3 separate regions of the Homo sapiens genome follow, and regions 2 and 3 are each linked to region 1. The links are chromatin loops, found by intact Hi-C in ENCODE. Cell type or tissue: dorsolateral prefrontal cortex. All regions are shown on one strand.

Region 1 (5,000 bases):
TGTTACAGATACAAAAGTAAATAAATGAAAAGAAGCTCCAGGTATTGGTGATTTTTATATCTCGTGCTGTCAATCTGTTTGTGTCAGTTATTATTTTTTCAAGTACACAAAACTGATAAATATGAGACCATTTGGGGGAGGTTACACAAAAATAAGTATGCCTGTTGGCCACAATATGTTATTAAATAGTATTGTGGTCCTCAGCATTTCTCAAACTATTGATGATGCTTCCTACATTACAGCGTATGTTTTCACAACTCTTTTGAAATTATAGACTTTGGCTCTGAGGTATCTAATCCAACAGTCTCTTTTCACAGATAGAAAGATAGAGACTTTGAGAGGTGCAATATGTTGGCCCACAGCCAAGTGGTATACATACCTAGTACTAGCAGAGCCTGCAATAGGGTCCCTGGCAACAGGCTTCTAGGTCTATCCTCAAAATGTGCTGCTGCCATTCTCTCTACTGTCCACCTTGACTATTGTTATTGGAAAAAGGAGTTTGAGAAATAGTTGTCTAAAAGAGCAATTTGTGTGCACACATGGGTGTGTATTAGCATTTCAAATAACAATGTATCAATAGATATCCAAGGGATAAATACATTTCCTCTTCCACTTGCTTACTACATTGTTGTGTATTGAAAATTTAGTATTTGAATAACCAAAAAAATTATCTTTCCATTTGCTATTCTGTCCTGACAATATTATGATGAGCTGTATTTTATGTAAACCACTAAAGAGGACTTATTTTAATTAGTCATTCAGGTTTTATATCATTTCTGGCCAATTTTACACAGTTTTAGTTATTTAAAATGTAGCTATATGAGATTCAACATTTACCAGCATTTCATATTTGGAAACTATTTAAGAAATGAAGTGGCCAGGCGCAGTGGCTCACGCCTGTAATCCCAGCACTTTGGGAGGCCAAGGCGGGTGGATCACAAGGTCAGGAGATAGAGACCATACTGACTAACACGGTGAAACATGAAAACCTTGTGTTATAATCAAACGGATGGACTATGAGGGGGTAAGCTGTTAAACAATAGAGTAATAGAAAGGGGGAACAAAGGCAGAAATGAGCCTCTGAGCAGTAGTGAGCTGAGGGGCCCAGAGTTGATCTGTTTCCCTTTATTAATACTTTCACCGTGTTAATACTTTTCCAGAAACCTTGCCTCCACCATGGCCCTAAGTCCTAACAGATAGCTTAATTTTCTTAGAGGAATTCAAATAACAATAATAAATAATGTCACATAGACTTCTAATGTTTTAATAAAAACCTTCAGCAACGCCCACATTTTTACGTGACAATTTTTTAAAGGGCTATGAGGGAGCCAACTATGTCAGCAAACAGACATGCTCTGAAGACAGGGTGGTCCATGGCATTCAAAGTGTATTCATTTCTACCGATGGTGCTTTTCTTGCATAGGTTCTGACTTGTGTAGATTTGGACTTCAAGCTAAAATAAAAAGAGAGGAATATGTGTATACATGAGAATGTGTGTGTAACGTGTCGATGGTATAAATAGTCTCTTCCTCTCTCTCTGAATTGCATGCACTTAAGCCCCTAAGAAAAGATCTCTTACCTCTTATCTAAGTAAAGCAGAATTTTGAGCTTTGAAGCTAAATGATACAATGAGATCAGTGTAAATACTCTTTAACACAACAATATTTGAGTAGCTTTGAAACAGTCGTCCTCATTTCGTTACATACAGAACGTTCGTGCTTCCTCCCTCTCAGGCAAGAAGCGGAGTCCGTCGTCAGCAGTTAGCAGAGTCCAGTGCGAGTGCACGTTTCTTAACCGGATAACTTAGTTGCCCCTGCCCCCCGTCGCTGCGCCCGAATTCGCCTCCAGTAGAAGACGTTCAGCGGGCGACTTGGCCCGGCGCCTGGGATCGGTGGCTATGCGTTCCCCAACTAGCACCCTCGCTGTCCTTGTGCAGTGGAACGTCCCCAGGTCTGAGAATGCACCTCCCGCCGTGTCCACCCCGGCCGCGTCTCTCCTGAAGGCAGATCTTGGAGGTGCAGCCAGGACTCCTAGAGGAGCCTCCTCCAGTCACCATCGCGGGTGGGGCGAGCCGGGTCTCCTGCTGGGCTTCCCAGCCGCTTCGCTCCGGACCTGCCTGGAGCCTACAAAAAACAAGGGCTCGTCCTTGCACTCTCGCCCCCCATGGATCACCCCTAGAAGGTGCTTTCCCCAACCCTCCTGGTGCCAAGGAGAGCAAACCTCCCCGGGGATTTGCCCAAAGTGGTGGGAGGAGGGTTAATATTTGCTTTGTTATTCGGATAAGGGGAGGCAAGTATGCCTTGGGTGTGTGTGTGTGTGTTTGAGAGAGAGAGAAAGAGAGAGAGAGAGAGAGAGAGGTGTTTTTGCAGCGGGAAACAAGCAGGAAGAGGCACAGAGGCCGGCGCCCCTGCTCCCCTCGGGGCCTCTGAGAGCGGCACACACCGTAATTCCCTTCCCAGAGCCTACAGATTCCCACAAACAATGACATCACTCCGCCGCCGCTGGCCTGATTACAGCTGGGGGGATTTTCCTGGGCGCGCGGCGGGCCAGGCTGAGATGGGGGAGCTCTCCGGTGCTGAAAGGGGCGGGGGCGCGGGCTCGCTGCGCTGCGCTGCGCTGCGCTGCGCCCCCAGAAGGCGGAGGCGGCCGGGCCGGGCCGGGCCGGGGGTGGGCGGGGGCGGGCCCGGGGCGGCCCAGGGCGGGGCCCGCCGCTTCCCCCGCCCTCATTGGCCGCTGGCGGACTCACGTCACCCGAGCTGGTGCTCTCCCCCAGCCCCTAGGGAATTGGAGCTGAGGAGGAGCTGAAAATGCAGATTTAGCATCAAGCACAGACCTACACTCGCTCTTTCTCTCCGGTACACACAGCTCCCCACATTCGCACCCCTGCCCGCGCGCCGGGCCGCCTGACTGCACGGCTTCCCCTCCAGCCAGATGCTGGAGAACACACACTGATTCGCTGCTTTCCAAGACCCTGTTCAGTCTCTTTCTCTATACAAAGATTTTTTTAAAAACTATATATAAGAATTCTTTATTTGCACCCTCCCTCCGAGTCCCCTGCTCCGCCAGCCTGCGCGCCTCCTAGCACCACTTTTCACTCCCAAAGAAGGATGAAGGGTGGTTGTGTCTCCCAGTGGAAGGCGGCCGCCGGGTTCCTCTTCTGTGTCATGGTTTTTGCATCTGCTGAGCGACCGGTCTTCACGAATCATTTTCTTGTGGAGTTGCATAAAGGGGGAGAGGACAAAGCTCGCCAAGTTGCAGCAGAACACGGCTTTGGAGTCCGAAAGGTAAGCTCTCCCATGCATTTCGCATGTTGTTTCAAAACGGGGGGACGGGGGGGCAGCCCTGCGCAATCTCATTGCAGATTTGCAAGTTTTCTCTCTTTCTCATGCGATGCAGATATTCTGCCATGGGCTCTTTAACACGATATTGCCTCCGGTGATCTTTCACCGGTTATGTAATTAAAATGTCCTTCATCTGTACTAGTAAGGTCATCAAAATAATTTACTGCTCTTTGACTTGATGGCGAAAATAGGATAACACCTTTCACAGGATGCCATGCTCCGGGGATGCTGTCCGAGGTACCAAGTTCTCGAGGCTGCCTGGGGATGGAGGGATGAAGCCCTGAACAGCTAAGCCTGGCGTTGGCTACTTGGCCAGGGAAGTCTCCCCCACCCCCATCCCCCGGAGAAAGAATAGTTTCCTACAGACGAGGCTGGACGTTTGGACACTGCAATTCACCTCGGTGTTTCTCCCACCCCGCGCCGGGAGGACTTCCCTCCCAGGGACTTCGGTCCCTGCTCCTCTCCGGGAACAACGGCTTCCTGACTCTAGATTTGGAAAGAAACTGGTCTCTAAAATCGGGGCGGAACTTCTGCGCCCTCACCCCCGCCCACGACCGCCCACCCCTGGAGCGCACTTCTGGTTGGCTCCCTAGTTCTCAACTCCCGGCTACAGGAGCTGGAGAGGTGGATTTTGAGGGGGATTCCCTACGGAGAAGTCGAGGTGTCCTCTCCTGATGCGTGGGCGGCCAGCCTGGCTTTCCCACTAGAGCGTGGGGATCCCCATTCCAAGAAGTTGCCAGAGTTCGACAGTTTGAGCAGATAGGTGAGCCTCCCAGCTTTGGACACCTTGGATCTCCTTTGGAGACTCCAGGGTACTCATCCTGGGAGGACAGAGAGAAGGGCGCTGGGTGGGGGCTGTGGCTGACCTGCGTGTCTCTCCTGCAAAAGATGTATCAGGGTTCTCCAGTGTCCTTAGGGGACCTGGCGCAGGCTGGGGTGGAGTGTGGGTGCAGAGAGAAGGTGGGGCGAGGGGAACCCAAAGGACAGAGATGTGGCTACCAGAGGGCTGGGTGGAGGTCCCTGAGATTTTAGGCTCCATCTCGCTCCTGATCCCAGGAAGAGAGAGGAGTGAGATGAGCGGTGGGTGCTTTTGGTTATTGGTTTTGCCTTGAAGGGCCGCGCAGACCGAAGCTCTTATTAGTCTCTTCTGTCCTGACTTCCCAAGCCTCCCGCCTCTCTCCCAGCCACCGCCAGGGCTCCTCCAGGTGTGGGGGCCTCTCCCTCCTCCTAAGGGCGTAGGCAGTACCGGAATTTCGACCCCAGAAGGGTCTGGCGACGAGTTTGACAGAGGTCTGGGAAGAGGCTCTGGGTCCGCCGGTGGCGCGCGGGCGGGTCTTGCGGAAAGGAACTTGTTGCTCTGGAAAGCGTGGGTGGAGCAGGGGAAAGAAGGCGCCGGCGGAGGGAGCACCCCGCTGTGGTTTTGGCCCGTGGCCTGCCGGCTGTTTTGAGAGACACCAACACAATAAAGAAGCCGACCTTCCTTCTTCACTCCCCCCCACCCCAAACTTGGCAAGACCCAGGACCCAAACGCCATTATAAAATATAATAGTGATTATTATTAGTTATACGGAAGCTTACGTGCTGGAGTCCTTACATAGATTTTTACTTAATCTTCTCAACATCTCTGAGGAGGCTACTATCATTATTGAGCCTATGGCC
Region 2 (5,000 bases), 210 kb after region 1:
GCCCCCACTAGGTATCACACTGATCTCAAGGCTGACTGTGGCCCAGCAAAAAATCCCACTGGTGCAGAAAAGCTAGGATCCACAGATTTGGCACAAGTGAAAAAAATTTTTTTCTTTTAACCTGCATAACAATATCAATAGTTTTAAATTTTTAATTTAAGCATAATATAAATTCAAAAAAGTTAACAAATCATAAATAAGCTAATGACTTTTCCCAAACTGGCCATACCCATACAGTGATCAGGAAACAAAATGTAACCAGCACCCCAAACATGTCCCCTTCCAGTTACTACTCTGACACCCAAGAATAATCATGATCTTGTTTTTTAACAGCAAAAAAAAAATGGTTATTGCCAGTTTTTGAAATTTATATAAATAGAATTGTCAGTCACTACTCTTCTGTGTCAGTGTCAATAACATTTTAATGAGTCTCAAATATAGACTATAGAATACAAGGTGGTGTGTATAAATTATTTGTAAACATACTCAGAGCTCTTCAAAATGTTTTGCACAATGGAACTCATCTTTAAAAAGAGAAATTCTGCCTAGAACCTTTTTCTTACATTTCATTGGGTAGGATATTTAAGAATTTCCTATTGATGGAGCCTTTAGAAATAAGAGTGGCAAGTCACTGGAAATTTAGAACCCAATATCCCTCCCCTCTCAGAAAAAAAAAGAGAGAGAGACACAGACAGAGACAGAGACTGAGAGATTCATAAGCTTTCAACGAGATGTCTGAGAATGGAGTGGCACCAGTCTTTTTCCAAGTTTTGCATCAAATTGATTCTTAATTTATTCAGGCTGAGTCACCCAACCTTGTTTTTCTTTTTTCTTTTCTTTTTTGTTTACAACTGTCCTGATATTTTCTTTTCCTGGCAATTTAATGGAACCATAAACCTACTTTCTGCTGACACTCCATTTCCATGGAACTAAATAAAGCAAAGGTAACCTATACAAACCCACTATTAACCTCTTTTCAACACTGTTTGCTAAGAGGCTTGCCTGAACTGGGTGCTGAATGTCACAAAAGAATACATCTGGAGGTTTCTAAAATGTAAATAGAGGAGGCTTAGCCCCTGGGTTTCAGCTCTCTTTACTTTGTGCACATCCAAAATGCTGGCATTAAAATGTCAGGAGCCATTATGAGCTCAGGGGAAAGAATATCACTCGGTTAATATTTTATAAGCCAGGCTCAGACCTGGGATGGAATCTAAGGGAGGCGGGTTCTCTACTCACAGGACAGAACTGGAAGCAACTGAAAAATTCAAACCTGAATTTCTTGTTCACACACCCAAGGTAACTGGTTTTTGGAACAAAGTAAAATGACCACCTGCAAAAGTTAAAAGAGTTAGGGGGAGCTCACAGCTTTCTGGAGGTTCCTGGGAGCTTCTTTTTCCATCTCCTTCTTTTCCTTTTTTCCTCTTCTCTTATTATTTGCACTCTGAAAACACCTGAGCATTGAGTGCTCATCAAATGTATCTAATTCTCCTGCTGTCTTAGTTTGCTCTGCCTAAAAGCAAAACCTGAGACAAGGATTCCGGGCAAGCAGTTAATGTGGGAGGTGGTCCCCGGAAGCCAGAGTGAGGGAGTTGGGGAAGAAGACAGGAAAGGAATGGAGGCCAACGAAGTGAGTCTCATGGACAACAGGGGCCCCGTCCTGCAGGTAATTCTCTGAGGAAGTGTGGAGAACACCCCTCAGAATTGACCCCGCTAATGTGAGGAGGCTGCGGCATTAATCTGCCAGTTCCCATCTTTCATTGTTCGGGGGTGCCGTCGGGCCTGTCCAGCCTGCCCAGCTCGCTTGAACTGAGTGGAGCTCCTTGAGCAGAGGACACCCCCAGGCAAAAAGCCAGGGAGCAGGCCAGAGGACCCGGTGGGTGCAGCAGCCTCTGCCTCGCCTGCTGAATGCAGCCTGACACCTCAAAGACGCGACTGGGCTTCTGTGAAGCCCAATGACAGCTAGGGCATCACAGCAACGTTTTGAGGTTCCAGAAACCAAGAACAGACATCCAAAGATTTTGAGCAAGGGAGGCTCCTTTCTTTCTTTTCCCACTCCCTTAGCCCCAGCTTGGCTCCCCTGTGACCACGTACGCTGGTTCTAACTACAAGGGCTGCGAGGCTCCAGTCCCATGCCTGTGCCTTAGGGAACCCAGTGTCCTCTGGCTCCCTGGGGCGTCAGCATGAATTCTTGAGGAAGCACTGGGGAATTACTCATGGATTACAAAAACAGCAGAGTTTATCTTACAAATTTAAGGAAAACATTTTATTCATCCTGGCTGGCAATTCCAAAAGTTGGCTGGTTTTTAATTATTTGCTAAAAATGAGCCAAACCCTCCAGAGAATCTTTCCATTCGGGAGCTTTCTGGGCTAAGGAGGTCTAAAGCGCCACCTGGTGGCCAACTCGGATCGTTGCTGGTCTCAAAGTCGAGGTGTTCGTTCGTTACAGGTTAGGGGGGCGCCCCTGTGATGTCTGAGGTCCTTCCCCAGCACCCCTCCACGCTGTCTCCAGAAAAAGCCCAAAGTTAAAATGTGGTTGAATCTTAACCCAGGGATTCAAAAAAGAAGAGTGGAGATTGTAAATTGAGTCCTCTGAACAGAAGAGAGCATTGAGCATCTCTGCATCTACCTGAGTTCCTCTTCTGTTCATAAATTTTTCTCATTTTTCCATCAAGGCTCCTGTCTTTTTCTTGTTGATTTGTAGGCATTCTTGGTGTGTCCCAAAGGTTAGCCCCTAACCCATTTTAATCAATGCAAAGATCTTCTCCTTCATTTCTCTTCGCGTCCGTCTTCATTTCAAACTCCGTGACATGTAGACCCGCACATACGGGATGTCCCAAAAGTCATCCTGCAGTCTTCAAGCTTTAATAACCCCAGGAACATTATTTGAAAGTTTATTTACATTTCCATTTTCACTGATTTAATTGTATAAATTTTGAAGAAAAATATTACTTTTTTTATTTTGAAAATGCCTTTATTCAAGTAACTGTCTTTTTTAAAAAGGACCCCATTCTTTCCTTCTTTCTTTTTTCATTTTAATTTTTAAGTAAACAACATCTTCAATCAAAAAGATTGAGTCAAAAATTAAAATTAAGTGTGTTATTCAAAATCCACAAAACCAAGCAAATGTACCACAAACAATGACCTTCCAAATGATGGTTTTTGCAAATTTGTCAAATGTATATTTCTGAAAATATTAAAGCTCGAGACCACATCAAGGAGTCGTAACACTGTCTCCTGCCTTCAGGCCTTTTGTGTGGTCCATAGTTACTGTGGGCACCTTCCTGTTGCAGGGGATGGAAGCTGGCGGACAGGTCCCCTGCCCCATATAGCTCACAGTCTAGGAGGAGAAAAAGACAGGGAGCAAATAAAAAAAAATCAGATAACAACTCATGAAAGAGGACAGAGAGTAACCAGGGCTCAGGGACAAGAGGCGCCTGAGGGTGGGGCTCTACAGTTCCTCACTGTTCTGGATTTCTGCAGAGACTCTCAGAGCAGCCCTAAGAGGGGGCCAGGCCAGGTGGGTTTGGTCCTATTCACCTTCCTTTTTAAACCAAAGCACACAGATTTACACACCGGGCTTCGGGATGAGATCACCTTTGATTGAAGATTTTGAAAAATATTTAAAAACCACACTGTTGACCATTGTGAAAATGCCGTGAAATTTCTCTACCAGCTATGAAGTGCTTTCACATATTATTATCACTATTATTATTGGCCAATGAATCTCATAACACTGCAGATAAACATATTTTATCTGAGCTTTTCAATAAACAAGTAAAAATCACTGTAAGTACAATGACTAACATGAGTTTTCAGAACCTAAAACCTGGATGAGCATGAATTTCCTCCTTATCATCCAGAGCTAATATTCATGAGCACAAAAAGTGGCATTGATGAGCACCGAAGTTTGTGGGCAGATGTAGTATTTACTGGAGGCAGGGACAGGCACACCTTGTGCAACAGGAGCAGAGGCAGAGAGGGTGCAGCTCAAATCCCCTGGACATGCAGCCCCCGGGGCACCAGGGCTAGCCACAGTGCATGCTGCACAGGCAGACAGAGAAGGCTCTAAATGAATGGAAGAGACCCACAGAGTCACCTCTACTCATTAATGTGCTGTGCAGGCCTGCCTGGGGTCAGATAGAAACACTTGATGTGTGCCTGTGTCTGTTCTTGCCCATCAAATACACATATCAGCATTGTTAGGGATGTGAAGACACAGACTCCTAGCTCCTTTGATTTCTCTCTCTCTCTCTCTCTCTCTCTCTCCCCCCACTTCCTTCCCTCCTCCTCCTCCCCCCCTTCCTCCCTCTCTCCCTCTCTCTCTTCCTCCCCTCCTCCTCCCCCCCCCTTCCTACTTCTCTCCCTTTCCTCTCTCTTTCCCTCTCCTCTCCCTCTCTCTCTACCTTCTCTCTCCTACACTCTCCCTCTCTCCCTCTCCTCTCTCCCTGTCCTCTCCCTCTCTCTCTACCTTCTCTCTCTCTCCTACACTCTCCCTCTCTCCCTCTCCTCTCTCTCTGTCCTCTCCTTCTCTCTCTACCTTCTCTCTCTCTCCCACTCTCTCCTTCTCCTCTCCCTTTCTCTCTACCTGTTCTCCCTCTGCCTCTCTCTATCCCATTCTCTTTGTCTCTCTCCCTCTATCTACGCTCTCTCTCTCTCTCTCTCCCAGTCTGTCTGCCTCTCTCCCTCTCTCTCTCCTTCTCTCCCTCTCTCTCACTCGGTCTACTCTCTGTCTCCACCCCACATTCCCCTGTAGCTCCTAGAGCATCCAGGGGCAGAGGAGAGGCCTTCCCTAAAAACCCTTGGGTCACGCTGAGCCTCTGTCTTGGCTTGGTGCAGTTGCTTGCAAAATTAATACTGTATCTCATTCAATTAATGCATGCCTCATTCCTCTTGAGCTTAACAAGATTAAAAGAATGTCGGGTGCCTGGTCCCTGAATATGAATGAGAGACTTGCTCTCAGCCTGTGGCCACCCTATAATGTTAAAACAGTCAGAAGATTA
Region 3 (5,000 bases), 200 kb after region 1:
GAGAGTGCAAAAACAGACACCACATAAAAGGAACCCTAATATATGATTAAGATAGCAATAAAAACAATAAGGAAATGATGGAGTGAAGGTATTCAATAAATGTGATAACTATGCACATGGGGAGAAATAGGCACCCACACCACATACTGAGCATAAATAAATTCCAGGAGAATGAAAGACCTAAATGGATATAAATCTTTTAGGAAAAAATAAAGAAAAACATCTTTATGATCATGACATAGGGACTGATTTCTTCCCTTTTCTCCCCAATTGATTTAGAAGTTTATTTTGCCAAGGTTAAGGGTCATGACCCATGACACAGCCTCAGGAGGTCCTGAGAACAGGTGCCCAAGGTGGTTGAGTCAGAGCTTGATTTTATATGTTTTAGGGAGACATAAGACATTAATCAATACATGTGAAGTAGACATTGGCTTGGTCTGGAAAGGCAGGACATCTTGAAGCAGGGGCTTCCAGGTTATAGGTAGATTCAAAGATTTTCTGATTGGCAATTGGTTGAATTATTACCTAAAGACCTGGAATCAATAGAAAGGTGTGTCTGGGTTAAGATAAGGGTTTGTGGAGACCAGGGTTCTTTTTATGTAGATGAATCTCCTAAGTGGCCACTCTTAGAGGCAATAGATGACAGATGATTCCTGTTCAGACCTTTAAAAGGTGCTAGACTCTCAGCTAATCTCTCCAGGATTGGAAAAAGATCTGGAAAGGGCAGAGGATTCTCTACAGAATGTAAATTAGGGATGGATTTCTTAAGCCACTAAACCACATGGAAAAATAAATGATTAATAAAGCTGGCTACATTAAAATTAAACACTTTTGTACAAAAAAAAAAGTCACAATAAATAAATTTGGAAGACAAGCCACAGACTAGAAGACGTGCAGCAAATTTTATGGAAAAAAAGGCTTAATATAGAAAATTTGTAAAGAACAGCTACAAATCAATGAAAAATAAATAAATACCCTTGTAGAAGAAATGGGCCAAGGTTATTAACAGGAAATTCACAGAAAAGAAAATCTAAGCCAAATAGCCTATGAAAAGATTACCTTGCTAGTGATGAGGAAATGCAAAATGAAACAATAACATACCATTTCACACCAACTGGACTAGCAAAAATGGTAACATTCAACAATGATCAATGTTGAAAAGGATTGAGCAACAGGATTGCTCACACCTTGAAGGAGGTAGTACATAGCCATATAACCTGTTTTAAATCCTACAAGAAGACCTCAGAGAAACTATTCCTTATGGGTACATGGAAATAATAAACAAGAATGTTTCTTTTCAAATTATTTGTAATAGCAAGCAAATTGCAAACAAATTAAATACCTATCATTAGAAGTATAAATAAATAAATCACAGCATATTTATAAATGGACTACTACACAGCACTAAAAATGGATGAACTAGAATTCACAAGTTAACTTCAGAAAATGTAGCAAATGAAGCCAATTTTACATAGATCATACACTAGGAAATTTTATACAGTTTGAAACATGCAAAGAGTGACATGTATGCTTATGCATACCTGATTATAAGTTCATAAAAATGTTCTGAACAGCAAATTTAGTACACTTGTTACCTCTGAGGAAGCAAAGAGGGGAAGGAATGGCATCAGAGAGGGCCTCAAATTGTATCTGTAAAGATTTATGTTGTTTCTTGGCGCGGAGGGGGTTGTTTTTTGTTTTTTGAGACAGAGTCTCACTCTGTCGCCCAGGCTGGAGTGCAGTGGCTCCGTCTCGGCTCACTGTGACCTCCGCCTCTCTGGTTCATGCGATTCTCCTGCCTCAGCCTCCTGAGTAGCTGAGATTACAGGCACGCGCCACCACGCCTGGCTAATTTTTGTATTTTTAGTAGAGACAGGGTTTCACCATGTTGGTCAGGCTGGTCTCAAACTCCTGACCTCGTGATCTACCCACCTCAGCCTCCCAAAGTGCTGGGATTACAGGCGTGAGCCACAGCGCCCAGCCTTTTATTTTTATTTGAGACAGTCTCATTCTGTCACCCAGGCTGGAGTGCAGTGGCGTAATCTTGGCACACTGTAACCTCCGACTCCTAGGTTCAAGCAATTCTCATGTCTCAGCCTCCCGAGTAGCTAGAACTACAGAGACAGGCCACCATACCTGGCTAATTTTTTTGTGTTTTTAGTAGAGACGGGGTTTCCAGGCTGGTCTTGAACTCCTGATCTCAAGCAATACGCCCACCTTGGCCTCCCAAAGTGCTGGGATTACAGGAGTGAGCCACCACACCCAGCCTATAAAGAATTATGTTTTTCTAAAAATAATCCAAAGTAAGAAAAATGTTTGGCTTTGATAGACTTGGATGGTGGCTATATGAGAGTCATCATACTATTCACTGAAATTGTCTATATTTTTTTAAATATTTCATAATTTCACATATTTAAATAATAAGCCTGAGCCAAAATGGAAACCCCAAAGTGTCAGACAGGCCCATTCACCATTAAAAGACCCACTTCTACACACCAGCCTCAAAGTGCGCATTAAATAAACGAATGCCAAAAGTCCATCATGCACCCTGCACACACCTAGTGAGAGGGTAGGGGAATTCGACCACTAGACAAGGCAGCCATTTTTTTTCTGTTCATCAAAGACTGCTTTGTACTGATCCTTGTCACCCAACATCTCTTTTTGTGGGATCCTTCAAATTAGTTTATGTCACTTATTATTAGAATTTATCCTTCCAAAACAGTTTATCGAGTAGGATCTAATAAAATTATAGGAATAATCAATAGGAATAAGATTAAAATGTGCTAGTTCATGTTATCCTAGTAGCTGTAACAAATAAATCTTGGCCCTGAAATATTAGTGGCTTAGCGGCTTAGCACCAAAAGAAGTGTATCACTCACCCACCAGTCCATCTCTGTGTTCCTGGTGGAGCAGCTCTCCTCTAAGCAGTGATTAGGGGATGCAGACTCCTTTCATCTTTGGCATAGGTTTCCAATGTTCCTGGGCTTTTTTGCATCAAACTACTTGAGGGGAAAGAGAGTGAATAATTGCCCAAGGGTAATTTTTATGGGCCAGGTTAACAAATAGCATTTACCCATCTGCTCACATATTTGCCATAACTCAGTCACATGGCCACATACAAGTGCAAGGGAGGATGGGAGCCTTACTGCAGCCTGGGGAGAAAAGAGAATGACTGGTGACCATTTAGCATTTTCTGCCACCAACAAAAACCATGTTACAGAGTGAGAGACAATACTGTACCAGAATACCTAGTTGAATGGTGATATGGTTTGACTCTGTGTCTCCACTGAAATCTCATCTTGAATTGTAATTGCCATAATCCCCATGTGTCAAGGGCAAGACCAGGTGGAGGTAACTGAATCATGGGGTCAGTTTCCCCCATGCGGTTCTCATGATAATGAGTGAGTCTTACAAGATCTGATGGTTTTATAAGCATCTGGCATTTCCCCTGCTGGCACTCATTTACTCCTTCCTGCCACCCTGTGAAGAGGTGCCTTCCACCATGATTTTAAGTTTCCTAAGGCCTCCCAAGCAATGCTGAACTGTAAGTCAATTAACCCTCTTTCCTTTATAAATTACCCAGTCTCTGGTATTTCTTCATAGCAGTGTGAAAACAGACTAATATGGGTATTAGCAAATGACTGAACTAAGAAACCAGCAAAAGCAGATTTAATTACTTAGTTACTTTTTGTTTTAGTCATGGTTCTCCAGAGAACAGAACCAGTAGGATGTGTATACATATAAAAAGAGGTTCATTATAAGGAATTGGCTCACCTAAGTCTGGAGACTGGCAAGTCCAAAATCTGCAGGGTGAGCCAGCAGGCTGGAGACCCTGAGAGCCAATGGTCCAGCTTGAGTCTGAAGGTAGCCTGCTATAGAACCAGGAAGATCCAACGTTACAGGTGAAGTCCAAAGACAGTCTTCCAGAGAATTCTCTCTTCTCAGAGAAGGCCAGATCTTTTGTCTATTTAAACCTTCAAGTGATTGGATGAGGCCCACGCACATTATGGAGGACAAGCTGCTCTAGTCAATGTCCACAAATTGAAATGTGAGTCTCATCCAAAATACCCTTGCAGCAACACCTAGAATAATGTCTGACTGAATGTCTGGATACCTCGTGGCCCAGCCATATTGACAAATGAAATTAACCGTTACAATTTTAATCTGCATGTTTCTAATAGGATTACATGATAGTTAAAGATCATGGTTAAGAGCAGGGCTTTGGAAGCAGCAGACCTGAGTTTGAATTCTTGTCCTGCCTCCTATTTGAGAAGTGACTTCACATCTATCTAAGCTTCAGTTTTCTCATCTTTAAAATGGGGATAATAATAGGCTGTTGTGAGGATTTAATAGGATAATACATGTAACTCTCTCAGCACAGGGCCCATCTCATAGTAGGTGCTGGTAAAAGAGGTTGTTTTATTCATATTGCTGGATATATCTAACACTATTCCCTAAGTGTAGTACATATATAAATACATGCTTTTGGCTGGAAAAACTAAGTGAGATGATCAAATCACTCTGATGGAAAAGCCAGCAGTGTGGATGGAAAAGGTGTGCCTGTTCTTTCTCTCAGGAAATCCACAGGGTTGCGCACAGGGCCTCAGGTTTTCATTTGGACACCCCAGCAGCCCCTCAATACAGGCTATTCACAAAAGCCCCAATACAGTCACCCTGACAGTCCAGCTGTGAACCCTGGCTCCCCACACGTGAGCCATGGTGTCCCTCTAGCCTTGTTCATTCATTGTGTCAGTAATCTACTGCCATGATAACGCTGCATAACAAATTATTCCAGAATTCAGTAGCTTGAAACAATAAGCATTGATTATTGCTCCCAAGTCTATAGTTTGGCTGGAAAGTTCTATTGATCTGGACCAGGCTAGGCTTGTCTTGGCTGAGCTCACCCTTGTCTCCCTGGTCAGCTGGCAGGTTGCTGGGGGCTGATTGGTTTAGGATGACCTCACTCACATGTTGATGGATTACTGTTGACTGGGGTGTCA

What was found. Hi-C counts contacts between places; a loop is a spot of excess contacts. Peaks named below come from ENCODE experiments on the same cell type or tissue, not always from the same donor. Only the 100,000 strongest peaks of a DNase experiment are listed, where the experiment ranks them.
Region 2: it touches region 1 in a loop (2.9-fold over the local background); 6 of 110 quality-filtered maps call a loop at or near these places.
Region 3: it touches region 1 in a loop (2.7-fold over the local background); 6 of 110 quality-filtered maps call a loop at or near these places.

The regions. Positions count from the first base shown.
Region 1 is chr20:17,224,199-17,229,198 of GRCh38, forward strand. PCSK2 (proprotein convertase subtilisin/kexin type 2) reads left to right here and starts at 2,842. Exons shown (of 12, transcript NM_002594.5): 1 at 2,842-3,284. The coding sequence starts at 3,108. In dorsolateral prefrontal cortex, no CTCF peak of the experiment used is centred here; DNase peaks (open chromatin) are centred at 1,953, 2,503, 2,803, 4,673 and 3 weaker places; H3K4me3 peaks cover 3,802 bases; H3K27ac peaks cover 2,660 bases; H3K27me3 peaks cover 2,334 bases.
Region 2 is chr20:17,429,548-17,434,547 of GRCh38, forward strand. The region is part of intron 7 of PCSK2 (proprotein convertase subtilisin/kexin type 2); the gene reads left to right. Among named protein-coding and RNA genes, the nearest start is that of BFSP1, 99 kb to the right of the region's middle. RefSeq lists an enhancer at 1,371-1,877. In dorsolateral prefrontal cortex, CTCF peaks have their summits at 2,398 (motif pointing left) and 2,604; DNase peaks (open chromatin) are centred at 2,128 and 2,414; H3K27ac peaks cover 1,160 bases.
Region 3 is chr20:17,422,808-17,427,807 of GRCh38, forward strand. All of the region lies in intron 6 of PCSK2 (proprotein convertase subtilisin/kexin type 2), which reads left to right. Among named protein-coding and RNA genes, the nearest start is that of BFSP1, 110 kb to the right of the region's middle. In dorsolateral prefrontal cortex, no CTCF peak of the experiment used is centred here; no DNase peak of the experiment used is centred here; H3K27ac peaks cover 823 bases.